Linked DNA regions of Mus musculus: all the other regions are linked to region 2. Evidence: chromatin loops called from intact Hi-C (ENCODE). Cell type or tissue: heart. All regions are shown on one strand.

Region 1 (2,500 bases), 420 kb after region 2:
GCAAGAACATCTTGAGTTCATGGCTGTCTTCGGCTGCATGATAAGAACCTGTCCTACACATACACAACCACTTATTGACCTTAAGTTTACACTGTAGTAGGTCCCCCACTCACTGTGTGCTAGGTCACCCATTCTTAGCACAGCGCTAACTTCAGTCCTGCCTTCCCTTTTCCCATCCCGAGGAGATTCTGGAGGTATTTTTCCAGGGTGAGGCCGCGCCACACAATCACAGTTACTATTGACCTGGATCCAAGTGCATTGCTGTTCAGTCTGGGAAGCTCAGAGAGCAAGATGCGCTCACCATGCAAGCTTTACAATCTGAGCTCTTCCCTGGGGTCCTGAAGAGGTGAAAGGAGAGAACTCGTTCTGTATGGCTATCCCCTGACCTTCACGCATGCGCGCCCCCCACCCACACAAATTAATAATGCTAAATAAAAACATCCAGCCTGGCCTTATGTTCTGGCATATCCCTTTAGTTTCAGCACTCCGATAGCAGGGATGGATGAGTTCCAGACCAGCTAGATCTATATAGGGAGTTCCAAAGCAGGCCCTTAAAAAGGTTGGTCAGAAAAAGATAGACCTAGGCCCCTGTAAGGGACAACAGCAAATCCAGGTCAATAATAATAATTAGGAGAGACGATCTTTGGGAAGTTGCAGAAGATCTTTGCTGGTGATGACAAGGGGGCAGCTTGCAGGAGGCCACTGAAAATCACTCAACTGTCCTTTGCCATCTGCCAGCCTTTACCCTCCTCCCCGGGGCAGAGTCTCCAAGTTTCCTCCTTAGCTCCTGACCTGGGAGAACCTAAGGCTGATGGAAGGAGATCAAGGCCACAATGCCAGGTAGCCCGTGGGGTTGCTCTGTTGCTAGTCTCACTCCTTAAGCTGGGCAGCGAAGACTGACAACCACAGTGAGAGCAAGTTAGGAGACAGTCTCCCCCCTGTGGTGGAGACAAGAACTGCACATTTCTCCAGGGCTCCCACCAGCCAAGCAGTTTTCTTGGCCATGGGCATTGGGAAAGCTTCAGATTCCCTACCAGTCAAGAGGGTTTGGGTACAGTCTTTCATGACTCACCGGACAACTGGAAATCCACTGTAAATGGTTTGTAATTTTAGGAGCCAAGCTCCAGTAGGAGATTTGGGGTTACCTGTGGTTTATTGTGGGTCTTGGTCATATTCACTGCCTTGCGGGCTACGTCCTTTCTGTTTGCTCTGTCTGCCTTCCTCAATGTTGTATCTCTATTATGCAAGGCTAAAGGGGGGTATATTATGTTGTAGATTATAATGGCCACCCCTGGAGAAGGCAACCAACCCAGTGATGATGGGGCACCCCAGCCATTGGCGCAGCTGCAGAAGCTTGAGCCTCGGGTGGTCCGCAGACGCCTGTCACAGGCCCGCCATCGAGCCACCCTGGTAGGGCTCTTCAACAACCTAAGGAAGGCAGTTTACTCCCAGTCTGATATCACAGCCTCAAAGGTACAGGGACTTGGGGATAGTGAAACATGTCTCCACATGATAGGACTGTAAAGTAAGGACTGGCCAAGAGCTGCCAGCCCTGCTGCCCATAGGAAAACTGTCAAAGCCCGGCTTCTCTGCCAGCATCCTAGCAGCCTGACCTGAGAGAGGAAATTATGGGCTGGAGGGAGATCATGTGGTTACTTGGTGGGCAAGAGTCATCCCCCAATGGATGCTCTGGGACCCTGTATATCTATCTACACACACACACACACACACACACACACACACACACACACACACACACACCATATACATATGTACAATACCAATACTAGAAGTGAATACACACTTGGCACTCATATGCAGGCTCAGTATGCCTGTATCTCAAGGCACACATTTATCTTTTCCTACCCTTTTTGTTTCTTGTTGATGCTGATGTTTGAGGCAGTCTCCATGTAGCCCAGGCTGGCCTAGAACTTTCCAGAGAATAGACCCTCCTTGAAATCACACCCTCCTGCCTTTGCCTCCCCGGGTGCTAGGATGATGTTAATCGCACCAAAGAAAGTAAAGGCCATCACCCCAGATTCTTTGGTCAAATTAAACAAGCTTTATTTTCTATCTGTTAGGGCTGTCTCCCCCAAAAGTGAGGTTTGGAAATACAGCATTGAACACAGGAGAGGGAGGGTAGAGTTTATACAGTCCAGACTAGGGAGGTTTCAAGGGGATTTCCAGAGGAACTTTGGTTACATCGGAACTTGGCCGAACATTTTTAAATTATTTGGCAGAGCATCTAATCAGAGTATAATCAAGGTGTGAGTCCAACTCCACGGGAAGGGGAAGATGTCAAATTTCAGAAACAGGTTAAAGCACAGTCAAGTTGAATTGTTCAGGAAGTAGAAATGAACTTGTTCTGACCTATGACAAAATGGCTTAAAATGGAGTCAGGTTGGTCCATCAGATGACAGGTGTGTACCACACAGCTCTTTCTCTTCTCGGTTATCTTTTTTAGCTGCTAATTAACAATACATTAATGAATTAATTATTG
Region 2 (2,500 bases):
CCAAAGCCCCATCTTTTAAAAAAAATCCTTGATTTCCTTTTTATTTCGTATCTTTTAATTAATTTAAATAATTTAGTATATTCAGATATAATTTGTAAGTATGTAAATTCAACCTGTTGAGTTCGTGTTTACTGTGGCCTGCATGTACCTGATTTCAGGCTAACCACTTGGTGTGTAACCAATCAGAGGACCTATTTTCCCTTGGCAGTGATCAGTTGCCTGGAGTTCTTAGTCTTGGGTTGGGGCCCCATCAGATTTCCCACATTGTTAGCATAATCATTGGTATTGTCATTATTCACCAAAGCCCTATCTTAACAAAGGTAAGTTGGGGGAGGGGGGCATTTCACATCCAAACTGTAACATCTAAGCATTCTCACTTTGAAAACTGGAGTTTACGAAAATGAATTCATTTTCTTGAGATGTGACGTCAGTGTACATCCAAAGTACCAAAGAACCAGCCCCCAAAAGAAGGAGCCATTCACGAGCAACCCTGCTGGTGCTTAGCCAGGATTCTAAATGGCTACTCTCCTCAAGAAGAAGCCACCACAGCCGAAGAAGCTGCTGCCCAATTTACTTAAGAAGTTTCTATGAATGGAGTAGTAGAGTCCGCCACTCAATTGAGAAGGGAACATCTGCCCAGTTGCCTCACTTGGCACCTCCTTGAGGGAAATCTCCACTGGAAGCCTTATTGAACTAGGTGGGCTGTCAGATGAAGCTAGAATTTTTATCAGTCAATCTACTATTTCACACTGATAAGATTAAGAAGCAGCTGAGATTGGACCTTGGCAAATATCAGCAGTGCACTAGAGGGGGGAAGCTAACACAAGTTCTGTACTCACAATCGAGGCCATTGATCTGTCCTGACAGACTGTGCCCAGAGTTCCCCCAGCAGCCTCTAGCTGTAGGCTCGCTACTTGCTGTCTGTTTCTGAAGAATCCTGGATCCTGACTCTGATAGCAGAGCCTATGTACAGCATGAAGAGGGCTTGTTAATTTTTATTTCTGCACATGGACACTGGGGGTCAGTATTTATTCACAAATGCATCTATATTTGCCTCTAACCCTACCTTGAGCAATCTGCTATAACTGGTCATGTGCTACAGGGAGGCCTGGAATTCCTCTGTGTGATTTCTTCCTGTGGTCCTGTAGCTGGAGAGCTCTGCCTACATAACCATAAACATAAATAGAAGCACTGGATCCCCAAGGGACTTCACCCTGGGAAAGAGGCAGGTTTAAATCTAATATATAAACTAATATCAAGTCCTTCCTGGTTTCTGGAGACTTATCTGGTATCATTGACCATATCAGGGTGTTCACCCAGCCTCCTGGCCACCATCCCTGTCTTCTCTTGATTAATTGTGGTGTCATCTCTACTCACAATTTTATTCCTTCTCCATATCTATTGCTGCTCTTAAAGCCCTCATCTCCCCCAGAGGTACTTCAGCTTCTCTCGCCTCAACTTCTTTTACTCTTCTCCAGACAGGTGTCAGGGTGACATTTCCCAAGTCTTGCTCCACAGAGGCTCATGCAGACTCCCAGAAGGGTTAGTATCCTTCCAGGCTCTCCTCTCCATCACTCACCTCTCCCTGTCTCAGTTGCTGCCTCCTGTCTGCTCATCCTTCAGGACTGATTAGGCAAAAAACCAAACAATTTTCCATTTGTAATGAAGATAAACAGACCAAATGATGTGGGTGAGAAACTTTTGTGAATGCAAAATATTGATGCATAGTAATTATTTTAAATGTTGCTAGGAATCTTGCGCTATACAAGAAAGCATTATTCCTTTAAAACTCTAAAAAGTTAGGCAGCCCCGTGGTTCGCTCTCAGAAGCTCACTTGTTTGCTTGCTTGTCTCTTTGGCTGGCTGGCAAGGGAAGTGAATGAATCCATGTCTGGATTCAAAAGTTTCGAGAGTGTGTACACACACACACACACACACACACACACAGAGAGAGAGAGAGAGAGAGAGAGAGAGAGAGAGAGAGAGAGAGAGAGCGCCCTTAGAATTCCCAGGATTAAAAAAAAAAAAAAAAAAAAAGCCGGCGTGGTGGCACACGCCTTTAATCCCAGCACTTGGGAGGCAGAGGCAAGCAGATTTCTGAGTTCGAGGTCTACAAAGTGAGTTCCAGGACAGCCAAGGCTACACAGAGAAACCCTGTCTCGAAAAAACAAAAAACAAAAACAAACCCAAAAAACAAAGAATTCCCAGGGTTCATTCCCCTCCAGTGTGGGTTGGTTTTTAAGGTTTTTCTTACAACCAGCCCTTGATCTTTAACCTGTCTAGACTTTAGTTGCTTATCATCTATGCAGAAATGATCCCCTTGCTGCTGGTACATAAGAGAGCAAAGGAGGCCTCATGTGTAATCAGCTCAGAGGATTTCCCCTCAGGCAGCTGCTATAATGCCATAAAACCAGAGACCTGCCATGATGTCATTCAAATTACAGAGTATATAACAATAGAAGTATCTTGTGAGCAGAAGGAATTCTCAAGTTTTGCCCTAG
Region 3 (2,500 bases), 480 kb after region 2:
TCTCTATTTTGATTGGTGGATTGATAGATGGGTAGCTTGCTAATACGTTTACTTTCGAAAGTGTGTCCTTTCCCATAATGCATGATTCTCTCTCTCTCTCTCTCTCTCTCTCTCTCTCTCTCTCTCTCTCTCAATTGTGCATAGGCATAGATGGTAAGTGGAGAATCTCTCTAAAAGTTTTCTAGAGCACCTGACAGGATTACCATAAAAGTCTAGCTCATAGGAAGCTACCGGTCCTGTGTGCGAGGTTCCGGATCACGCCTGGGAGGGACTAAGGTCATGTATGCACTATACCAGGAGACATCCACTCAGACCTTAACCCTGATTTCTTGCTATTTTAACCTTCTCATTTGAAAGCATTTCTATATAAAAGCAGCATTGTCTCAGTGTCGCAGCGTTACAGCACATGTGAGCTGTGCTGGAGAATTCCCGGGAGTCTAGGGCTCCCTTTTCACTGCATGTCCCCATCGGGGTTCCTGTCCCTCTTTCATACCTCAGGGTCAGTGAGCCTGCTTGGGTGTTGTGCAGTAGAAGCTCGCTGAGCGTCCTGCTCGGTATGGGTCCTGCAGTATGGGAAGGTTACCCTCTTTTGGACACTGCTTCTTGAGTTGGTAGTGACCCTGAGCTGAAGAACCCAGCCTGCCTCCTTTCAGCTCCTTGAGTAGCAGACCACTGGGCTCCATGGCTTCCTTTTGGGGGCTGAGAGAGGTGCCGGCTAACAGGCAGCCCAGTACTGGCTTGTCTCCAGGAAGACAGTGCTGACACGTGGAGTCACCAATGGTGACCACACCCACAATGAACACGCTGCGACCCATGGCTTTCACAGGAGCTGTTGCCTCTTGACTTCTCATGAAGTCTATTTCCCAGTAACTCCCGAGCCCTCCATAAATGCTCACCCCAGAGCACCCAGAGCCTTCTGCCAACATCCTGGCTGTCTCTATCTTCTGGACCACATGCTAGCACCAGGAGAAGATGCTATGAAGCAGCGTTTCAGGTTGTTTGTTCTGGACACAATGGACTCCCACGGTCAGTGCTGGGCCTTTTGGGTACAGGGACCTAGGAGGAGGCAGGGAAACTGAGCGTCACAAGTGTTCCTACCATCTGACTGCTCAGCTTGGGTATCTGCAGAAACAATATGGGAGCTGAGGTGTCCGGCTTGTGGGACTGCACTGCAGGCAGTGTGATCCTTCAGCAAGCACTCCACTCGCACCGCGCTGCTGAAATCGAACAGGGTTACTGCCTGCCCTGCGGCACACAGAGACTGCAACCCATGACTGTATTGTCTAGACTGATCCAAGTCTTTCTTTCTCAAGTTTGGGGCTGAGCGAATAGGGGGAGACAAAACTTCTGACCTATCACCGGTCAGAGCGTCAGGAAATAGAGAACAAGGCCACAGTGCCACCCAGCGGACAAATAAAAAACAGCGCCCTTCCACCTAGAGGCGAAATAAGCCAGCCTACCGGCCTGGCCAGAATCCTGAACACACCCCACCTTCCAGAACTGAGGGTTGGGCTCTGTCTGTGGTGCTGACATTCCAGGATGCTCTCTGGACTGAAAGGGCTGGAGGTTTGGGGGCCGGGAGCCTGGCACGGAACTTTTCTGTCTCAGCACAGAATGTTCCCCAGCCAAGGCATATGTCCTGGCCTTTATCAAAGGATCCCCTGCCCAGTCTACTGAGGACTGGATAGGAGAGAAATAACATTGTCTTCAATCTGTAGTACCATATGAGCAGGTGAGAGAGATCTAAATGAGAGTGTTGTTTAAAATGAATATCCTGGGACAAGGAGATGGCTCCGTGAGAGCACTGGCCATGCAGGTGGGAGCGAGGATCAGAATTTGGATCCCGGCACCTATGAAAATTCTGGATGAACTTGAAAGCCACCCATAACCCCAGCAGTTGGGATGGGGAGAGAGGCAAGTTGGCTAGCTATAACAGCCAAATCAGCAAGCTTGGGGTGCAAGTGAAAGACCCTGCCTCGGTGACTGAAGAGGAGAGTCACTGGAGAAAGCAGACACAGACCTGTGGCCTCCACGTGCACGCACCCATATACATTCACACCCAGACACAAGTGCACACACACGTGAACATACACCACACGCATGACAAGTACCTAAATGATTCTTTCTTCCTCTTCCCCCTTCCTCCTCCCTCCCAGCCATCCACCCATCAACCACACAGCACATCCTACAGCGCTCAGCTACTGTGTGGTGTTTTGAGCATCGTGCCAGGTGGTGAGTGTACCAAAGTCAGCAAACCCGACACACATCCCTGCCCTCATGGAATTCACCATCTGGCGGGAGAGAAAGACATTAATCAAGGAAGTGCGAGGACCACTGCACGCTCTCGGCTGAGATGAGGGCTAGAGTTCTCGCTCTTGAACTGGGTTGCAGCCTCAAGTCGTGGACCTGGATGGGAGGGTGCTGATGAACTTGCCAATAGTAAAAGGACCCAAAAATGAATTCAAAATTAAAATCGTTGTGAATCAGAGGAATTTCCATT

The links. Hi-C counts contacts between places; a loop is a spot of excess contacts. Peaks named below come from ENCODE experiments on the same cell type or tissue, not always from the same donor. Only the 100,000 strongest peaks of a DNase experiment are listed, where the experiment ranks them.
Region 1: it touches region 2 in a loop (7-fold over the local background); 22 of 42 quality-filtered maps call a loop at or near these places.
Region 3: a loop joins it to region 2, with 5 times the contacts of the local background. A loop is called at or near these places in 9 of 42 quality-filtered maps.

What each region holds. Positions count from the first base shown.
Region 1 is chr6:34,926,444-34,928,943 of GRCm38, forward strand. It overlaps Stra8 (stimulated by retinoic acid gene 8), which reads left to right. Exons shown (of 9, transcript NM_009292.2): 2 at 1,276-1,473. The coding sequence starts at 1,282. Among named protein-coding and RNA genes, the nearest start is that of Stra8, 6.7 kb to the left of the region's middle. In heart, a CTCF peak has its summit at 947; a DNase peak (open chromatin) is centred at 878.
Region 2 is chr6:34,510,577-34,513,076 of GRCm38, forward strand. It overlaps Gm52898 (a long non-coding RNA gene), which reads right to left and starts at 1,209. Exons shown (of 3, transcript XR_003956420.1): 1 at 1,067-1,209; 2 at 840-963. In heart, a CTCF peak has its summit at 1,021; no DNase peak of the experiment used is centred here; H3K27ac peaks cover 953 bases.
Region 3 is chr6:34,994,127-34,996,626 of GRCm38, forward strand. No RefSeq gene overlaps it. Among named protein-coding and RNA genes, the nearest start is that of Slc23a4, 17 kb to the left of the region's middle. In heart, a CTCF peak has its summit at 1,420 (motif pointing left); DNase peaks (open chromatin) are centred at 795 and 1,405; H3K4me3 peaks cover 546 bases; H3K27ac peaks cover 429 bases; H3K27me3 peaks cover 594 bases.